2 separate regions of the Mus musculus genome follow, and region 1 is linked to region 2. A link is a loop called in an ENCODE intact Hi-C map of the cell type or tissue named here. Cell type or tissue: left cerebral cortex. All regions are shown on one strand. Links, peaks and the distances in the headings refer to the core of each region. The heading gives the core; the rest is flanking DNA.

Region 1 (10,591 bases), core at 2,402-7,401, 480 kb after region 2:
TGACCTTAATATGGTTTTTCAGTGAGTAACAGCATGGTTACTCTATTAGTTTACAGCAAACATCACCAGAGGCATTTCTGGTGGGATTGATAGTAAGCATCTTCAAAGGTATGAGTGAGAAACACGGGATATGTCTACACTATAAGCAATGTTATAGGAAAAGGTCGAAAATGTTTACCCTGAAAATTCTGACTTAACTGTGCTGTGGTGGTGCATCAGTAATTCTAGCATTTGGTAGGCAAAAGGAGTCACAGGACACAGTGAGTTCCATTCTAGCCATGGCTTCAAAGTAACTCAAACTGAACAAAACAAGCAAATCAAAACAAACCTCACATTCTGACTTAAGAAGTGCCATCAAGGTTCATTGTTTGTGATTTCATTTAAGTCTGGAAATTTCTCATGCCAAATTAAAATCAGGAATTCCAAAATTTAGAATTCTGGTTTCAGTCATTGAAATTCAACAGTACTCTGCTGCTGAGCAGGCTTGCTATTTTAATAAGTCTGTGATTTATAACTATGATAGAAGATATCCACTTAAACCACTTCTTAATGTGTATTAATCACCGAGGAAATATAAAAAAGCAAACCAGCAGCCCTTGCTGCATGACATTGGCAGGTGAGCCCTGTTGTAAGAGAACAGTTGTGTTCTCCTTTGTATTGTACAACACTCTCTGAAGGGGTACTCTGCACACACATTCCTATGAGTAAATGCAAAAATGAAGGTATGGTGAGCAAACAAGTGAATGAAAGCACTTAGAGCAAAGCTGATAGATGTGCAAGTAGTGTGTTCACTAATTACAACTGACACCAGAGTAACTGCAGACCTAGGAGAACTTTAAAGGGGATTCCATAACAGGCCAACACTCATATCACTGAGAACAGATGCAATTTACCAGACCTCATAATGGGTTGGTAAAAGGATAACTTTGAATCAATCTAACCGACTCCTGTTTTCCATCCATGCCCAGGATAAAACAAATGTTCTATATCACCAACCCTAAGAACCCAGTGAACAAAGACAGAAGCACCAGTCACCTCGAGGAAGTGTAGGACTCCAATTAACTAGAGCCACCAACATCACTGCGAATACTAAAGGGGGCTTTAAGCTGTGGGGAATGGAATTAGCTGAGTCCTTTTCTTTTCCTCTGAAGCAGATATATCTATTTCTTCTTTACTTTCCTTTTGCCATCATTGCTGTCTCTCATCCCTGACTCTGGTCCTAAACACCTGCACCACGTGTTTGGGCTTGTTTGGATGGCTCAAGAAGCAGCTGATAGTATATGAGGTACAATTGTCAGCTTATGTCCCTCCCAGTATTTTCTGTTTGGGAACCAAGAATTGCACAGAGGACATGACACAGATTCCACGTACTGTTTTCCAGTATCCACAAATGAACCAGCCACTGGGAATTCTAAGATACAGTGTTTCCTTTACTTTCTCCTGTAAGTTCTGGAGAAATGTGATCTGGCAATGCAAGCCAACTATGATCTTCCCGTGCAATGTGTAGCTTCTCTACTGGCTCTAAAGTGTTTCATCGTCAGTGCAGTGCATATGATTCTGAGTGTGACAACTTACCTTAGGAATGTTAATAGCTGCGGTGGACCTGGACCCTTCTTGCCATTTCAGGTGGATCTAAACTACTCCTAGACAGAGTTCCCTTCATAAACACCCTTGCTATACATAGTTATTTCATCCAGCACCCTGCATAGCTTCCTGTTTAAGAACCTGAGAATTGACTTATGTGGGAAGACTTGGAGACACTAGTTTGTAGTGTTGACATGGGAAGGCAAAAAGGAAATAATGAAACCCAGAGGCTTTGTTTATTGGCCTGTTTCGTCTGTCTAAGTAAAATGGCAATGAGAGTTATAACTTTTATAAAATATTAAAATATAGATCAGGTTCAATGGAGATCTGAGCATTCTTTTGCATTTTTCTGTAAAGATTCTTTCTGTTAATGTGAAAAATATTAATTTTTATTATTAAATCTTTGTCTCAAGAAAAGGAACATTCAAAGACCAGAAAAACAAAAGGCAGTATTCTCTTTATTTTATAATTGTTTTTTTTTTTTAATCTGGAATCCTTTACAGTAGCAGAGATAAACTACTACCACTATAAAAGCCTCTTGAGTGTCAATGTCTCATAAAATGCTACAAACGGCTAAAAAATAAGATGTTTACCTGTTCAGGTAAATTCAGTGGTACTTAATGAATCATTAATTTGTTGCAAAGGTTACTCTGGGCTATTTCTACTTGACTTCTTGGAACAAGGCCCAGCTTATGTTTCTTTTTCTAATTTGGCTAATACAAATATTTTAAACGTGAAACAACATGGTAAGTAGTAGCAAGGGAAAAGAGATACACCTTTGAAAGGCACCATTATGCCAGGCATAATCCCAGTATTGAAAAACAGAAAGGAGTATAAAAAGATAAAGGTCTGTCTAGGGTATGTAGGGACACTAGAGTCATTAAAAAACAAAAGGGGGAAAATAAGGAAACATTTAAAACAAAAGTTACTTTGTCTACATGCCAAGCTATGATGACCCTGAACTTTGTAACTTTTGAAGATGTTTGCAAAGAAGCTTGCATTTTACTTTGAAACAGTGAAAACTAGTTCTTGCTTGCCAAGAGGACAAGGTCAGGGAGTGTAGATTTATGCAGCCCTAACCATGATCAAATGTGCTGAGTTACTGTTGAATGCAAAGTCCCTAAGCTTTAAAGGTCAGAGACTCCCTCAGATTATAAACAAATGAGTTCTTGGTGAAGAGCGTTTTTGCCAGAATCCATTCACCCTGGAAAGGATGGACACCACACTCTTCTGAGGATGCTGTAGAATGAGGAACGTGTAATGTCCTGCATAAAGCTGAGAGGCACAAGCATTTCTCTGAAGTCTCATAGCCTGTTTTGCTCATGAGTACTGGGTCTGTCCCAATTTTCCAGGTGAAAGTAGTTTGTAGTTTTTAGGGTTCCAGTTGCTCTCCAGTGACACGCAAGGTGAAGGCTAATAGAACCAGTCCGAGTTGAGTTTCTTCAATTCTGTCTTTTTTTGCTTTCATTTGTAGCCTAGATTAAACTTCAATTCCTAATGTAGCCCAGGCTGTACTCAAATTCTTAATCCTATTGCTTCAACCTCTTGAGTACTGATATTATAAAGATGCATACTTCAGTCCTTCTTAGAAGGGGAAACAAAATACTCATGGGAGCAAATAACAGAGAAAAAGAGTGGAACAGAGACTAGAGGAAAGTCCATCTAGAGACTGCCCCATCTGGGGATCCATCCCATATACAGTCACCAAACATAGACACGATTGTGGATGCCAAGAAGTGTATGTTGACAGGAGCCTGATATCTCTGTCTACTGAGAGGCTCTGCCAGAACCTCACAAATACAGAGGCACATGCTCAAAGCCAACCATCGGACTGAGCATGGGGTCTTCAATGGAGGAGTTAGAGAAAGTTAGGACTGAAGGAGCTAAAGGCATTTGCAACCGATAAGAAGAACAACAGTATCAATCAACCAGAACCCCCAGAATTCCCTGGGACTAAATCACCAACCAAGGAGTACACATGGAAGGACCCATGACTCTAGCCCCATATGTAGCAGAGGTGTTGTAGGGCATCAATGGGAGAAGAGGGCCTTGGTCTTGGGAAGGCTTGATGACTCAATGTAGGGGAATGCAAGGGCAGGGAGGTGTGAGTGTGTGGGTGGATGGGTGGGGAACACTCTCATAGAAGCAGGGGAAGGGTGATGGGATAGGGGGCTTCAGGGCAGGAAATTGGGAAAGGGGATAACCTTTGAAATGTAAATTACGAAAATAAAAAACATAAAAATGTATACTATCATTCCTGCCTTCAGTTTTATGAAAAGTTGTTATACCTTAGGAGGTTTTTCTTTTTTTTTTCGATTATTTTATTAGATATTTTCTTCATTCACATTTCAAATGCTATCCCAAAAGTCCCCTAAACCCTCCCCCTGCCCTGCTCCCCTACCCACCCACTCCCATTTCTTAGCCCTGGCATCATTGGGAAGAGAGGCCCTTTGGTCTTGCAAACTTTTCTTTCATTTTTTTATTGGTTATTTTATTTATTTGCATTTCAAATATTATCCCACTTCCCAGTTTCCCCTTTACAATCCCCCTATCCCCTGCCCCCTCCTCTGCCTCTATACACACACAAGTAGGTTTGTAAACTATTGTAAGTACACACACACACACACACACACACACACACACACACACACACATTTTAGATAGATAGATAGATAGATAGATAGATAGATAGATAGATAGATAGATAGATAGATAGACAGTTGTATATCACTATCATACAGCAGTGGAAGACACATATAATAGCTAAATTCTGGACTCAGTTCTCTTAAAAACAATAACACTCACTGATATATCAGAATAAAGTGGCTGGCTAGTTAGACTTTATACAATCCAAGTAAGAGGAAAATATAACAAAATGTTTTATTTGAAGAAGAGGGCACTTACATCATGTTCTATTTTTATTTCTGTTGCTGTGATAAAATAACCTGGCAAAAAACAACTTAAGTCTAAAGGGGTTTATTTTATTTAGCTCATAATTCCTGGTTACACTCTGTTACTGCAGGGAATTCAAGGCAAGAACTTGAGACAGCTAGCACTTGGCATCCACAGTCAAGAACAGAGAAAAAGGGATGCATGAAGCTCTTATACACTTCAGGAGCCTCTGCCTAAGGGATGATTTTGCCCGTGGTGGGATGGGTCTTCTCCTATCAGTTAAGTTAAAGGCAATCCCTAAAGACATGCGCATGAACCAACCAATATAGACAACCCCTAAGACTCTCTTTCCAGTTGATTCTACATTGTGTTGGGGAAGAAAAACAAAACAAAACAAAACAAAAAACTAGCAATCATACCACTTCATAAGAAAGCCAGGCATTATAGCATTTGTTAATTTTTGGCCAAGCATTATAAAAGAAACTTGGGGAAGTAGCACTATTTTTCCATCTCTCTACAACCACTTTAAGAAGTGGGCATATTTTGGCCATTTTATATAGAGAGTGGGGCTCAGATGGTTTGAGGGATCATGGTCTAAATTTCTCAGCTAAGTGTCAGAGCCAAGATTCTAGCCAATCTATCTGAAGATACCTCTGAAGGGATGAAATGCATTGTAGATGCTTAGCATTATCTAGAGAAATGAGGTCATGTGTGGGCTAAACAGAGCATATGGAAGCACCCCTGTAGCTAAGTCTGGTATTCCACAGCTGTCAGCTCCCTGTTCATCTACATGCATGTATACAAAAGATGCTTACAATAGGTCATGAACTCAGATATAATAGAAACTGAATAAAATCTTCCTGGAGTCATTCCACTCATTTTAAGCTGTGATAATTCTGATTAATCTAGACCCTTCGTCTTGAAGACAAAGAATCATATTATTTACTGCAATTAACATCTAAAAGCAAAAACATGAGAACATCATAATTAACTTTAATATATAGGAGATTGATCTATTGTTTCTTGTAATCCTCACTGAAACCTTAAAGGAGATTATTTTCGGCTCTTCTTCAAAGAAATGTTGACTTCTTCATTGTTTCCCTTCATCCTTTCCATCACTGTTGATGCCTGCACACCTGTCCATCACCATCCGAAATAGCCCATGTGCCCTCTCTGTCCCTATTGCTCCATCTCAGATAATCCTCTCTCCAGTAGACAAACACTTACATTTTAATATTTTGAAAGTTTCATTTGAATCACTATTGTAGACCCAATTTCTTGATATTATTCCTTCTGTATTTATCAAACAGTTTTTAGGAGTGAAGCTCTACATGACAGTTTCAAGTGCACAATTCTAGGTGGCCTGCCCAATAATCTGGCAAAATAAGTATAATCATCTCTGTTTCTAGATAAAGAAATGAGGATGCTGGAAGTTTTAACAGTTCACCCCATAACATACAAGGCTCAACACAGATTGTGTTTACTCAATGCAAAAGCTTGAATTCGTGGCAAGATAGGAGTCATTAAGAGAACAAAGTAACCAAGTAGTGTTATGCTTAGAGATACCAAAGGGAAGACTGGCATGGAGAATATAAGACATTCCAGGTAGGTGGAAGTCAAGAGATGCAGTCAGAGTAGAAAGGGCACAGACATATTTCCCAGTTGTTTTCCAGAAAGACTATGCAAGTGGGCCAATTTCCAATTTATCTCACCTGGTTTGGTGATATCAAAGGTGATAAATTCAAAAGCAAGTCTGTCCAAGTGTTACCACACCTTAGAAACATCGACAAGGAACAAAGAATGTCTAGCTATCTTGGTTTGAAAATAAACTTCAGATCAAAGTTTTCTGTAAGCTGGGTCACCTGCAAGTCATGAGAAAGTCATTGAACCATGAGTCACTGGTTTTCTCAGTCCTTTACATGGGAGTGGTAAAATGAAATATCAGGGACATGCCCAATGCAGAAATCCCCAAGAAGAAAAAAAAAGTCATTGTAACTATTCAATAAAATTTGACTAAGTCAAAAGGTACATGATTATTCAAAATCTAGATGGGATATAGTTGTGTTCTCAACACCTACAGGTGCATGTAGACTCCCATCAGTAGATTAAATCCTTGTGTTGTTCTTAAAAAATGAACTTTCCAAAGAGAAACAATGGTACAGAATGTAGACAGGGGTTTGCCATGTATCTCACTGTTCACATCAGGCAGACCCAGTCCCAGAAAGTCCCTGGCCTTCTCTTTTAATTCTATCACTCATCTTTTTGAGCAGGTTTGTTGACACATGCATCGGACACCCTTAAGTCTAGCATGTCAATTCTTCCCTTCTTTAAAATCTGCTACCTATTCTAGTTATGAGAAAGCATTCATCTTGTTACAATTGACTGTGGTTCAGAGTATAATTTTTAGGCCTCATTCATTAAGGTGAAATCAATGAAATAAAGAAGAGACGAGGTGAGACATTTCTTCATCAATCATTGCCTTATTCAAAGGTCAACACATATTTGTACTTGACTTTACAAGTGCTAAGCATCATCCCAGGAACTCCTGTTCTAAAGAAAATCAAACCTTTTCAATCCCTGACTTTGGGGAGAGATGATTCTAGTAAAGAAGAAGAGAATTAAAGTAATAGTAAAACATGACTGCTGGCAATTAGCAATCAGAAGAAAAATTAGGTAGGGCAATAGGTCACTGTTGATGAGATGATATTTTATGCCACAGGGACAGGGTATGTGGCAATGTATATTCCTTCATTTGGAATTTATTGACTGTGTTTAACATGCTGATATTGTATGAGATAGAAGATGGATAAGACTGAGTCCCTGGCCTTCAGGGGCCTACAGCTCACCAGAAGAACCTCACCATTTGCTCTATTAAGCAGACAGATATGTCTTAGGGTATGTTAGTATAGTAATAATACACACATTGACCAAACTCAATAGAGTGCAAGTATGCCAAGACTCTTAGTACTTTCCACAAAAATAATTCTCACTTCAAGTAAACATTTCAGCTGGTGAGGAACTCTGTTTTCCACCAACATCATTCATATCTGAGAACTTTCTGAATGCAATGATGACTTGTTTTTTTTCTAATTGTTTTCCAGGGATTGTTTGAGCCCTTATTGAAATGTACTTGCTTAGGTCTTCCACAGCAACTTGGCTGGTTTCTTGTACTGGCAAATGCTGTCTTCTGTACTGAAAAATTTGTTCTTTCTGAAACATGTGTACTGTCCCTGGATGGGTTTCATGAAAATTTAAGATGAAAAAACACAGACTTTTAAAGTGGCAACAGAAGAGAACTTCGTATTCAGAAGCTTTTTACAAATGTAGGTCACATCCTGGATAGTATGCCATTTTATCCCATTTCTACGATGTTTTGTGCAGATACCTGGCTCAGAATTTTCTTATTCACCAAGAACACAGAGAGAAGCTCAATTATGGATAAAACCTCTAGCTTATATAAATAAACAATTTTCCTTTCATACAAATGTGTGTCCCCAGTCCTACAAATATTGTAATAACACCACATTGTCAGCAAGATAACTCAGTCATGTGACTGAACAACACCAGGCAGAGGAGTCTTTGTTTTCCCTTTTGTCAGGGGTGAGATCCTATCACACTGTTATTTCTGAGCAAGCGACACAGAGTTGCTTTCTCTACTCAATCTCCAGGCTCCTTTTTCCAGTTTGCATCTCACAATCAGTTTCTCCCCCTTTTCTTCTTTATGAGATGATGCAAGAGAAAAAAATGATTTGGCAAGGAGCATGAGATATGCTACAGGTAGTACCACTCTAGTTTATAATTTTGGGTGTTTTGTGTGTGTGTGTGTGTGTGTGTGTGTGTGTGTGTGTTGTTGTGGTTGTTGTTGTTGTTGTTGTTATAGGTTTGAGCTAACTTTGTAGCACTGTTTGAACAGTTTGTTTCTGTTAGAGAAGTGGAAGAAGCAACAGCTTTTGGCTATAGCTGGTGATAGATTATATTGTCACAGTTTTGAACATGCTGCCATCTTGAAGAAGACAGTTCTTCCCTAGCAGAGCCTCCAGATGAAGGTGCTAGCTTGCATTGTAGGCCAGCCGTGGTCAGATGCCTTATTTCCTAACTGTTCTAAACAATGAAACCGGGCAGTTCTTCAGTTCTTCCTGCACTGTGTTGGTGAAATCTCACAACAGAGTGTACATTCAGTTTTTCTTTTTTCTTTCTTTTCTTTCTTTCTTTCTTTCTTTCTTTCTTTCTTTCTTTTTTTTTTCTCTACTAAGTAATTTGTCATACATCCTCTTTTCTTCACATGTTCGAGCTCTTTGCCTTGGTAAAGTTTTCTCCCTTCCCATGACATTTTTATATAGCAGCTCCCACTGCTATGACCGTGTCAGCATCAGGGGTAAATGACAGACAGGAACTCTGCTATCAAAGTTACTTTCAAAGGCCATGAAAGTCAATCACTGGATAAAATCAAGAACTTAGTTCTAAATATAAACTCTTTCTCAGCACTTGGAAGTAATAAATTCTGCCAAACTCAAGCTCTACCTTAAGATTTCCCCATAGGAAATCTGCTCCTTCCTAAATATTCTCTTTTCTAAGGACTCATTCAAGGTGAAATTTGTCTCATTGAATGCTAAATTGCTGATTCTATGCCCCATCTTTCTTTGGTGACAGTGTTAACATAAAAACTTGCATTTTTCGGCTCTGAGAAAGTTCTTTCTCTGTGTGCTTTTGGGAAGACTTTTGTAATAGTAAAGATGCATCCAGGGCTGGCTGCTTTGGCTTGGTTATCAAGTTTATTTGTTTGGGTTGTATATTTTGAGCAAGTGCCCAGGGCTTTTAAGAAGAGCGATGGGACAGTGCATACAAATGAAATTGAAAGCAATGACATGAGCATCACCGACATTTTAATTACCCACCTAGCAACATGTGGGCTGCTTTGATAGTTTAAAGGCCATAAGAGAGGGAAAAGTGGGAGACCTAGTGGTCTCAAACAGGATGACATAATGCCTTGCTTATCTGCTTAGCAGGCAGGAAACAAAACGGCATAAAGCCCTTTTACCCCTTTGGCTGTTCGAAGATATGGCAAAGTGCTTTGTGTCATTTTCTCAATACCAATCCCCTTTCCAACCAGGCACTATCAGGACTGAAGGTCAAGTTCTGAGGCAGTCAGCGTGGCCACTGATGTCAGGTGACAGGAATAGTCCCTTTCCTCCACCCTTAGTGTTCCTTTCAAGTGGTGGCAAATCACAGGGTATTGCACTCCCAAGAGTGTGTGTTAACGTCTGTGGCATAACCATTTCTATTGCCCACAGGAAAGAATGCCAGGCTCCGCAATCTCTCTTTCTGTGACAGACAGATTCTCAGAAACTGTGCCCAGAAAAGCTACCCACGGAGACCTTACTAAGCCTGAGTGGTGAACCAAAAGAATTTGGAAACTATGAGAATCAGGAAGGGTTGTGTAGTTGATATACATTTTCTTTTCTTTTATGTCCTGAGGTTCCCTAGCCACCCTTTGTAACTTCAATTCCGATCAACTGTGCTTCATTCTAGACACAAAATCAAGACCCTTTCCTCTTGCAAGCTCTGTGTGGAGCAGGAGTCATTAAAGGGCAGAAATAACATTGTCTCCTCCCTTGTGAAATGTAATTTTATTCTAAGGCTTTCGCAGGGTTTATTTACAATTTCATGTCATATATGAGACTGCTTTTCCAATGCAGCTATGATGCTGAGCAAGCTAAGAGCCTATCTTGCTGCCACCCTGTTTTTGTTTTTCTTTTTGTTTTTAACTATTGGGAAAAGGCAAACAGTACCACAGAGTTCATGGCCGATTCTCCCCTAGTGAAGCAGCTAGAATGGAAATGTCCTGGCAGGTTGCTGGGTTTGTACTTGGATGTCCAGTAAATTTCATGTAATTACAGCTGCCTGCTGAAGGACCCTGAGGTCTCTGCAGGCTGTTAGGATGTTAGTTATAGCCAGGAGGGAAATGGGTAGGATCCAAGTCCCTACAAATGTGTTAGGAACTGGGCATTTCTATCAGAGTGCAGGCTGTTATAATAAGCCAGCCATGCAAGGCAAAATTCAAAAGCTTATAAAGACTTAGGTAAAACCTGTGACCTGCCCCCTTTTACCACTTTTA
Region 2 (10,591 bases), core at 1,827-6,826:
CAGGAAACAGGTTTATTTGTTTCTAAAATGCCAAAAAGTTCTACATAAAATTATAATTTTCTCTGTATAGTTTGTGTGCAGAAAGAGGAAAAAGTTAGTTCACCTTGGTCCCCCCAAAATAGTATTTTTCTTAGAAAAGTATACATTTACAAGGCTCAGCAAATAGAGTTAACATAAAGTTGAACACAGAAATAGTTATGGTAGATAAAATACAACTACAATATGTAAGAAAGATTTATCTGTCAAGTTTACTCTTTAAATACCTTTTAATGGGAGTATGCCTGTTTAATATAGGTTCATATTATTTGTCTCTTGCGTGTTATTTTGGTTTCCAATTTTGTGTTTTTATAGTTTTTTTTTCTTTTGGTGTTTGTGGGTGTGGGTCTCTCTCTCTCTCTCTCTCTCTCTCTCTCTCTCTCTCTCTCTGTGTGTGTGCGTGTGTGTGTGTGTGTGTGTGTGTGTGTGTGTGTGTGTGTGTGTGTGTGTGTGATGAGAGACAGAGAGAAACTCAGAGAAAGACAAGGACAGACAAAAATGGAGATTTTGTATTTTTTGTGTTTTATTTTTAAATTGAAAGACAAAATTGAATAAATAGGGTCTTTGGGGGAGTATCTTCTGGGAGGAGATGAGAGATGGGGATATTGTGAACAGAAAATTTTGTATCAATCTTTTTCAAATAAACGTATTACTATACAAAAGGAAGGAAGGAAGGTAGGAAGGAAGGAAGGAAGGAAGGAAGGAAGGAAGGAAGGAAGGAAGGAAGGAAACAAAAACCAATATCATTATAAACAAACTCCATTATTGTCCTCCTGACTGACTGTGAGATTTAATCTTTTTATTTTAAAAACAGGAAACGTAAGCCTCATTCCACTGTGATATTACGGCAGTCTGGTAGTATTACCTAAGTTTTCCATTTCTCTGCCTCTTCCTCTCCTTCACTTGTAAACTATTGTCTGATTCTTAAACTGTCTCCTAAGGTTACTGGCCACATTTCAGGTCATTTGGAAGCAACAAAAGGATCTATATGTTTCCTCAGGCATATTAACTAAAGCCATTTGAAGAACTCACCAAACCCTGAAGCTTTTCTTATTTCAGACCTAATAATACCATGGACTTTTGCTCTCATATTTGTTCTCTTTGGTCACAAAAAGAACATAAGCTTTTAGGATCAAAAATTAGGAATAGAAAGAAGTTAGGAATTTATAGCTATGGCGTTCATTATTATATATTGGAACAGAACTTGAATGTGAACAAGGAAAATGCACTTAAGTTTATAATGATAACAAGGCCTTCCAAATACCCCTTAGTGGTACATGGAGCCCAAACCAGGTTTTTTCATTCAAACTATTTAAGTGATACATATTTTCATGGTAAAATTGGCATATGTGATTTATACATTATTGTGGATTTCATTATGATATTTTACCACATCTATATAAGGTATTTTTGTTGCAATCATTGCATCACATACTCTGATGCCCTCACACTCCTGCTGCTTCCATCCTCTCTGAGCTCATCCCACCTTTACTTCCATGTATATTCTGTGCATGGATGATCTGATTTTTTTTTTAAATCAAGGTTGCTTTCAGAATCACATGAAGGATATTATTTACAGAAGCATGCCATCTGCCCATACCTATAATCACTAAAGTAAATATCTCTTATTCACCTGCACTCATTACCTGCTCATAGCTCATAAGGGAAGAATTGGCCCCATAGATAGAAGACAATGCCTATCTTCCTTCTATGATGGGATGTTAACAAATTCAAATTTTACATGAGTAATCATATCTATTGCATTTCATAGTGAGAATAATGTGGTGACCTAAAATATGGCTTGTTTATGTTGTGATCAATTTGTTGTATCATAAAAGACACATAGTGGTCAACAAGTGGTCTCCCTAGATCCCATTCAACTGCCATGATAAAGGTGTCTTTTTAGCAGTTCTGCCTCTTCATCCTTGTCTCTAGACTATTTGTCTAACCATGTAGATAAGGTTTTAATTCTCTCATATTAAAAAGAATATAATTTTCCATTGTCCACTTTTACGTGCCAGTCAAACCAACCCATTCCTTGACTGCTCATTACAGCTAATGCCTGGCATCATTTGTATAACTTTCTATGATTCTTCTCATGCTCTGCCTTAACTAATTTCTCTTCAGACCTTTACTTCTATCATTCAGCCAGCACTTGCCTTATTCATGTCACCAATGTACTGAAATTGCACAAGCTAATGACCCATCTCAGAATCATTTTATTTCATCTTATTGGTCGTATGTGACACAGTTGATCACTCTTTTCTCCTTGATCCATTTTTCTCATGATGTCTGTGATATCATGCATTCTTGCTTCTCTTTTGATATCTTGCCTTCTCATTTTTCATCATACTTCTGATGTCTTAATGTTGAAATGCTGTAGTCTCAGTCACTGGTTTTCGTTTTAACTTTGACTCTCCTTGTGTTTCTATCTAGTCCTGTGACTTGGAATGCTTTCCATGCCAGTGACTGTCAAAGGTGTAACTCCATATTATTCCTTTGTCTCAGAAGTCATACTTAGCTGTCTAGCTGCCTATATGATTTACATATGTATCATATGCAACATATCTAAAGATAAATGCCTAAACTTTATTGCTTACCCTATCTCAGATAATAGTAATTACACCTCGTTAGTAACTTAAACCTATTCCCCAAAGTATCTCTTAAATCCACTCTTAGTCACATACATCACTACTCACACACCAACCTATTATTAGTTCTGTTAAGCATATGAAATGCACACACACAAACACACACACACACACACACACACACACACACACACACACACACACATTCAAACCAAAAGTAATTGCTCTACTTTAAAGACCTTGGTCATCTCTAGCATACATTTCATTAATTGGGTCTTAGTAGGGTGTGTTATTATTACTCTGCTTCCTTTATATTGTTTGGCATTTAACTATATATGTATATATTTGTTTTCTCTAGTTTATTTGAGCATTCATTAGCTTTCTTCATCCAAAATTAGGATAAGGAAGTCATTAGTTCTAGCATAGAAATGGTATTGTATTAATACCTTGGTGTGTAAGCAAGCTTCCTCAAATCCTGTAGCATGACCTGACTTAGCCTGGAACTTGGTTTCAACCTTCTTACCCCCCAAGTGATGAGCATAGCTTAAGCTATGGCCTACAACGCTACAAACGAGTAAAAGATCTTTTGAGATGATGACTTTCTAAGAAGCTATTGTGTAGTCACAGAAAACTAGTGTATTTCTTGTTTTGCTTTGCTTTTCTAAATGTTGAATGTATGGCCTTAGCATAGTACTTCTGTGGAATCAGAGGACACTTTGTGGGAGTTGCTTATCTTCTTCTATCTCAGTAATCAAACTGAGGTTGTTATCCTTGGCAGGAAGAACCTTTCCCAGATCAGCCAACTTGCTTGCCCATGATTGGATTTACTTCTAATTTCTCTGCTCTCATTTAAAACATACACCATGTTTTAGCTTATAAATGCTTTCTGAAGCAGTAACAACAAAAGTAAAAGGCAGAAACCTGGCTAAAATGAACATAAGCAAAAAAACCAGTGTAAAAAAATCGATAAAAGAAACTGATAGAGATTACTAACCTTATTTATCCAGATCATCTGCCATCCAATATTTGCAAGCTACTAATGCCTGGATTTTCCCCCATAGCTGAACTACAGGCATAAGGAAAGCAATGAGACCAACCAAACCTCTTGCTTTGAAAGGGGTATGGTTGGCTTCAATAAGTCCCATAGCCATGCTATGTAGTGCTGAGTCAACAACCTATGGTTTTAAACCAATCTAGGACTTCACCAAGTGCACATAGAAATGTAACAGTTGTTCATTTGTCTTTGCTTGTGTTTTGTTTTGCCAGATAACCCTGGTTGGAAGCAAACTTTGGATCCTCCCATTTCTTTCTCCCAAGAACTGGTATTAGTAGTTGGCCCTCACATCTAGCCTAATACATTTTTATACAATTTAAATACTGACTCCTGAATGTGAAAATTAGGAGTTTGATAAAAACTATTGAATTAATTTTCTTTTTGCATGCTATCAATTAAATCAGTATGTTATAAAAACATCAATATGAAATTTAGGGGAAAAAAAAGTGTTAACCATCCAAGAAGGGTTGACCAATCAAGCACGAACTTTTTTGTTGAAGGGTATGCTGTAACTTTGACCACCAGAGGGCACTCACACAACCTCTTCCAACATTAACATTCTTCCAAGTTTATAACTGGATGGTAAGTGAGATTACAGAGAAAGAGTGAGGATGTCACCAAGCCAAAGAAGGATGGGTCCCCTTCTCTATGAGGTAGCGTTATGATACATTTTCTACTTAGTATGAAGCAATCAAATCGACACTCAAGTCCCAATCAGATAGCTAATGAGGAAATAACCTCAGGGTCTCTGTCTGCATGACTTACTCTCACTTTGTCCTTAGAGACCTAAAGCCACATTCTGCTCCCAGAATTTAGGTATGAAAACAGAGAAAAATCAAGATTGTTCTGTGACTGTGGTAGTTACAGATATTCACATCACTGAGAGTTATGCTTTATCTCACATGATTATATGACATTTTAAACTAAGTTTGGTAAGTTGATTCTTTTGAAATGTGTTAGAAATCTACAGATTATTTTCAAACAACATTTATTCAGATGTTTGATATAAAGTCAACAGTGCGAAAGAGTTTCCCCTTGACTCATTCTAAAATCCAAAAATATGTAATATTCCATAAGACAAATCAAATCAAATGTGAACTTTTTCAGTATTAGAAAACTCTAATAAAAATTGTTTTAGAAATTAGATGTAGTTCACTGGAAATATTTTAAACAATAGACTCCAAAGCAGAACCCCCTTGGACCCACTTAGGAACTACAAATAAGATATCTCTCTTACATACATAGGCCTTTGTCTTACCTTTGTAATGGTTCAATGCCCATCCTCAAACATGTCATTCAACTTTACCGTGTCCCTACTATGTGTGACATCCTAGAAAGGGAACCTGAAAAAAAGTAGTGTATTAGCATATGTATACATGAGAGATATGTGCATATGTATGTGTTTATGTGTATGTGTCTGTGTGTACATGTGTGTATGTATGTTTATGTGTATATGTGTACATATGTGTTCATGTATGTGTGCAAATATTTGTGTATATCTATGCATGTATATGTTTTATAGTTCAGTGCTTGTCATCTTTGTGTATATATCATTCTAGAAAGTAAGAACACATTTTGAAAGAAGGGCATATATTTTCAACATTCAGCATGTATGTTACTTGTGAGTACCAAACATAAGATAAGAAAGTGGTTTAGAACTCTCCACATGAGGTAAAAAACATCATTTTACAATAACTATTTTTCATGTTTTTATAAAGAAAACAATATATAGATTATGTTATCATGGTGTTGTTTTTCTCAAAGGAAACACAAAAGTCAAGTGACAGGGCCTGGCATGCTAGTGCATTCTATCTCAAAACTTACACCTCAGACAAGAAAATCAAGACCTTGAGATCAGCATGGGCTATATATCCAACATTACCAAAGAAGAAAAGATGAATGAGAGGAAAGCCAAGTTGAGCATATTAATGATGTTTCCCTGAACATCTACATGAACAATTTTCAAAATTTAGAACTTGAAAAAAAAAGTAATCAGGGCAAGGTTCATGGGAGGGCACTTGGTAATGTGGATGGGGTTCATCACACTATGAGCCTCTGAAAAATGGCTTGAGAATTATGCCAGCTACTAACATGCACACGTGTTTAATGTGAAAGTAGACCTCAAAATCAAATCACTATGCAGATACACATATTGTTTGCCTCTGCACCTATAAAATGTGACAACAACTCAAGCTTTGATTTCTGAGAATTCTAATTGAGAAAATGTGAACATGCCTTAAAACAATCTAATCTGAGATTTACTTTGTATAATACAAAAATTAACTTACACAAGAAAAGTACATTTTTTTTGTGATGCTAAGAACAGATTGAGGTGATGCTCGTGTTCTTCATGAGAGGTTGTATGCGGTTGCTGGGTCATGTAGCATCGTTGCCAAGTCTGTAGTACTGCTTTGGGATCCTTTTGCCCTTAGCTTTTAAGCATTGCTTGTCTGAAAAGAACCAGCAAAGGAACAAACAGTCACAGGGACCAGGGTGACATCATCAAGAAAAGCTGGGTCGCTGAGACCTGTACATGCCTGTGTGACAGTTAGTCCTGCCTCCTCATGCTCTGTGATCATGAGATGGCCAGGGCCTTGGCTAGGTTCTGCAGGTTCAGTGACATCTGCGATATGCAGACCTGATTCCATGGGCTAAATGTTATTTAAATAGCCTAAAAATGATTTGAAGCATACATTCGGAAAAAGAAAGATTATTACCCCGGAGGTCATTACAAGCATTCTGTGAAGGCAAATAACTTTGAACAGAGCAATCAAGCATAATTCTCAGAAAATATTTCGGTAAAGAAATAAAAAAAAAAAAAAAAAAGAAAGAATCCAATTAGGAGATTAACCTACAGAGAATTGAATTTGTTATATTTGGAATAGAATTTTAAACTTTTAAAAGTAAACACACTGGAAGATATTTCTGTACCTGTCTTAATGGAAGTCTAAAATTTTTCTCATATTGCAGTCATACCTGGGATTTACTAGCTAGAATAAATTTGCCTCAAACTTGAGATCCTCCTGCCAGAGTCTTTTGATTATAGGGACTGTAAGTATGACCCACCATGCCTGGCTCAATGACACTTGTTTTATATGTCTTTCCCAAAGGTCCCACATTAGGAAATAGAAGTCTATTGCCAACTCACCATCTATATACCAAATGCAGGATACCAGAGACATCACTTTCCCAAAAAGGAAGAAGCTGGTAGAGTTTAGCTCAATGCGGTGTATGTTCCTAGTCCATGCCTTCCATTTTATATAAGGGAGGTGAGAAAACACTCAACAGACAGCAAGGGATTCTGAGCTTCAGATATTAGGGACAGAAAAAAAAATCATCTGATCATATTTGCATGTGCAGAAGCCACAGAAAAGTTTCTTTCTTTCTGTCTTTCTTTCTTTCTGTCTTTCTTTCTTTCTTTCTTTCTTTCTTTCTTTCTTTCCTTCCTTCCTTCCTTCCTTCCTTCCTTCCTTCCTTCCTTCCTTCCTTCCTTCTTTCCTTAAATGCCTTCCCATCCATAGTGACCTATTTATTTTAGGGCTGAAATCCCTCAGTTCTTGGGGTCACTGCCATGTTGTCTAGCACAAGTGATAACAAAATAAAGACAGCAACTCTGATCATGAGGCTGTCCACTTAGTCACCAGTGAAATCAGACATGATACCCATCAGTTTCCCGATCTTGCTAAAATTAAGGAAGAAAAAAAATCCTCACTGACCTCAGAAAAGAGAAAAATAACACAAGTTGTCATGCTTTAGAGTGATGGCCGCATAAAGAACAGCTTTGCTAGAGTTAGCAAAGGTCTTCACAGAAAACCTGAGGCAGGCCAAAGCAAAATGTTCAAGAGAAGCCATGCAAGTTACCAAATACTGTGAGAGACTTGGCTATGAGAAAGAGAGTAGGCATGCCATTCACTGAGGAAAATGCTAGACTCTGTATTTTCTAAATGGCTTTAGCCTAACCCCTGTCCCCAAACCCCATTAACACAGTGGGCTGAAAAGAAAAAAAGAAAAAAAAGGGGGGGGGATGTGTTTTCCACTTCCTGTGATGATTAAAGGGTGATTTTCACCCACAGTGTTTGTTCGCACACGCAGCACACACACCAAGCCTTTCAATCAACATGTCCCCTTTTCTTAACGCTACTGTTTTACTTAAGAGATAATGTCAAAGGAATTGGGCATTGTGACTGGATAATGGTCTCCCGCTGTAAGATAAATGCATCAGCATTTATGGAAAATAAATGCTGGAGAAAAGCCAAGACATTTATTTTAAAGTACAAAACTATTTTCTCGTCACAACATTCAGAGGCAGAGATGTGGCAACTACCTGAATGGCTTTTTAAAAATACCAAGATCATCCAAAGAAAGGAGCAGAATGGGATGCGGCTCTCTCCATGTAATGGAAGCTTCAGTTCTACAGATACTAACCCCGGTTTCAAATGTGCTATTGATTGACAATATTGAGTAAATGCCTGAACAAACTCAGCCACCTCTTTACCTTTCTAGCTTCATTATTCAGATGTGCTGTGCTTTCATCAACAAAGTGGATTCTAGTACACATTCTGACACCCAAGCATAGAGTTGGGTCAAGTGACCTTTGCTGCGATCAGAGCACACCTAGGAATTGCTGCTGCTGCTGGACTGGTAGAACAGCACATGCCAGGCAAGTGGGGAGACAACGATGGCAACAGTAACACTCAAGACATGGGGGTTTCATTCTTTGCGTCCTCTGGGACGGCTTACAAGTGTGAGATCATCAGCCGCAAATCTAAAGAACCTCAGAGTGGTATAAATAGATGAGGATGGATGTAGTTGTTTGGTTTAGTGCGCCTTCTTTTCTATATACGGTGCAATGGACCTCAGTTGTATTTTTCTAGATATAGAAAATGACTCGGCATATTACCTTTGATTTTTCCATCAGGTCTATTGTAACTTTACAAAGTCATCCATCTTCTCAGGCTTTGGAAATAGGCCTCAATAATTAATCAGTGCCTATAATTACAGCACAGACTTATGTAATGGCATCAGTCTTTATAATGATTATAGAAATAGCTATGTAAAGTTTTTGTATATTCCTCTCAATTAATTTTCAGTTGCTTTTATAAAAATTTTTTCTCCTTAAGGTTAAATTTACAGAGATATATAAATCCAAATATTCCATGTTATTTACTTAGTTTTCTGAGATAGCCACACAGTAATCTTCCTTGAATATCTAAAAACATGTGTGTGTGTGTGTGTGTGTGTGTGTGTGTGTGTGTGTGTGTGTGTGTGTTTCCTATTAGGAACTCTCCCTATCTGAGCTCAGTGGTTGGATGATGGGTTGTACAAGGCCATAGGATCAATTCCCAAAATTAAAAACACAAATCTCTATGAATGTGGTGTTACTAGAATGCTGAATGGAATCCCTTAGACACCTCAAGAGATTATAGTGAAAACATACATGATACATTTAAGATTGTTCTCTGGTAAATTGTCTTCTGGCCATGAGTTGAAGGGCCAATGTTCTGGTCTTGAAGGCCCAAGCAGGTTGTTCAGCCACTCACGCAATACAACAGTTGAAGTGATATAAGATGCTGAAGAGCACAGAAAACAAATTTGGTCAATTTGTATATTCAGAAGAAGAACAAAGGGCCCCTATGATGCCAAGTTCAACTTTCCATATGAGCTTTGTGTTTTAATAGAAACATCATGGCAAACATCAAAAAACTTGCATAATTGAGCACCCCTACTCATAGCCCTGTTTAGTTTATTGTAGTTTGATCTCAGTTCTGGTTCTATAAGGTGACTGTAAGAAGTCCTCATTGATTGAGAGTGATCTACTTCCCAAAAGATGATCACCTCTGCTTCAGAGTATAGGCTCACCATTATGGATAATTGTTCTTCTTAGAATTCAGAGCAACTAAATTTTCAAGAAACAATAGCAGCAGCAGCAACAACAACTGGAGGCTTTTATGTGCCTTTTGGCTGATCTGGAAGGTCACTATTAAAAAAGGTAACACTAAGATGCCTCCATTACTATTATCTTTGCACTTCTGATTTTGAAGGGAAATAAAATAAGTTAATTATAGTCAGTTTCTAAGCAAATACTCCTTTATAGTCAACATGCCTTCATGAAAATGAAAAGCAGTGCGAAGGGGAAACATGCAAAGTACACTCAGAGATGCAAGGTTCAGTCTGATTTCAGTTGCTCTGTAAATCCAGGAGGACCAAGCGGCTTCTTAGCAAAGGAACTTGCTAAGGTAGATTAGGAGGAGTCAGAAAACACTGTCACTGTACACAAAGAGCTTCCAGAGTGTAGCTTCAATCAGCGTTCTTCAATTCAGGATTCAATTACATTGACTTGTTGTACTTTCATCTAAATTTTCACTTTAATAAATTGTTTTGCTGTCATGAAAATAGTGACCTTGTGTAAGGAAGTTATTATATATTCCAGAGGCACCACTGAGATGACTCTTGAATATGTTCTATTTGAGAGTTTGTATTTACTGACCCATGCAATGTTCATATGAGGGTGGTTCTACAATTGTCTGCTTCATTGAAGAGTGTGAAGCTGAACACTAACAATACCTAATGATATTACACAGAGGTATTGCCTGAGGTTTTATATAGATGGCATACCTCAAAAGCATACAGTGTTCTGTCTTGAGGGTGAATCTAACAATTAAAACTCTCATAATTAATCTCTATCTCCCAGGGAAGCAACCTTAAAATAAAGTATTGCAAAGATTAAAAAAAAAAGAGTCTGTGAGTGAATGACCTTTAAATCAAAATAAGCAGCCAAGGCCCAGGCCTGATGTGTGCCTCCACCTGGATGTGAGCCTTTGCTGCCATGCTTCACAGCCCGCGCCTATTTTAATCAGCTTAATTCAGATCCATTGCAGCAAACTCTGACCTGTGCAGAGGACAGAGTAAA

What was found. Peaks named below come from ENCODE experiments on the same cell type or tissue, not always from the same donor. Only the 100,000 strongest peaks of a DNase experiment are listed, where the experiment ranks them.
Region 1: it touches region 2 in a loop (3-fold over the local background); 1 of 42 quality-filtered maps calls a loop at or near these places.

The regions. Positions count from the first base shown.
Region 1 is chr4:76,460,590-76,471,180 of GRCm38, reverse strand. All of the region lies in intron 10 of Ptprd (protein tyrosine phosphatase, receptor type, D), which reads left to right. All of the region lies in intron 1 of Gm42303 (predicted gene, 42303), which reads right to left. Among named protein-coding and RNA genes, the nearest start is that of Gm42303, 15 kb to the right of the region's middle. In left cerebral cortex, for the core only: no CTCF peak of the experiment used is centred there; DNase peaks (open chromatin) are centred at 4,656 and 5,174.
Region 2 is chr4:76,942,087-76,952,677 of GRCm38, reverse strand. The region is part of intron 8 of Ptprd (protein tyrosine phosphatase, receptor type, D); the gene reads left to right. Among named protein-coding and RNA genes, the nearest start is that of Gm42302, 160 kb to the right of the region's middle. In left cerebral cortex, for the core only: a CTCF peak has its summit at 4,202 (motif pointing right); a DNase peak (open chromatin) is centred at 4,220.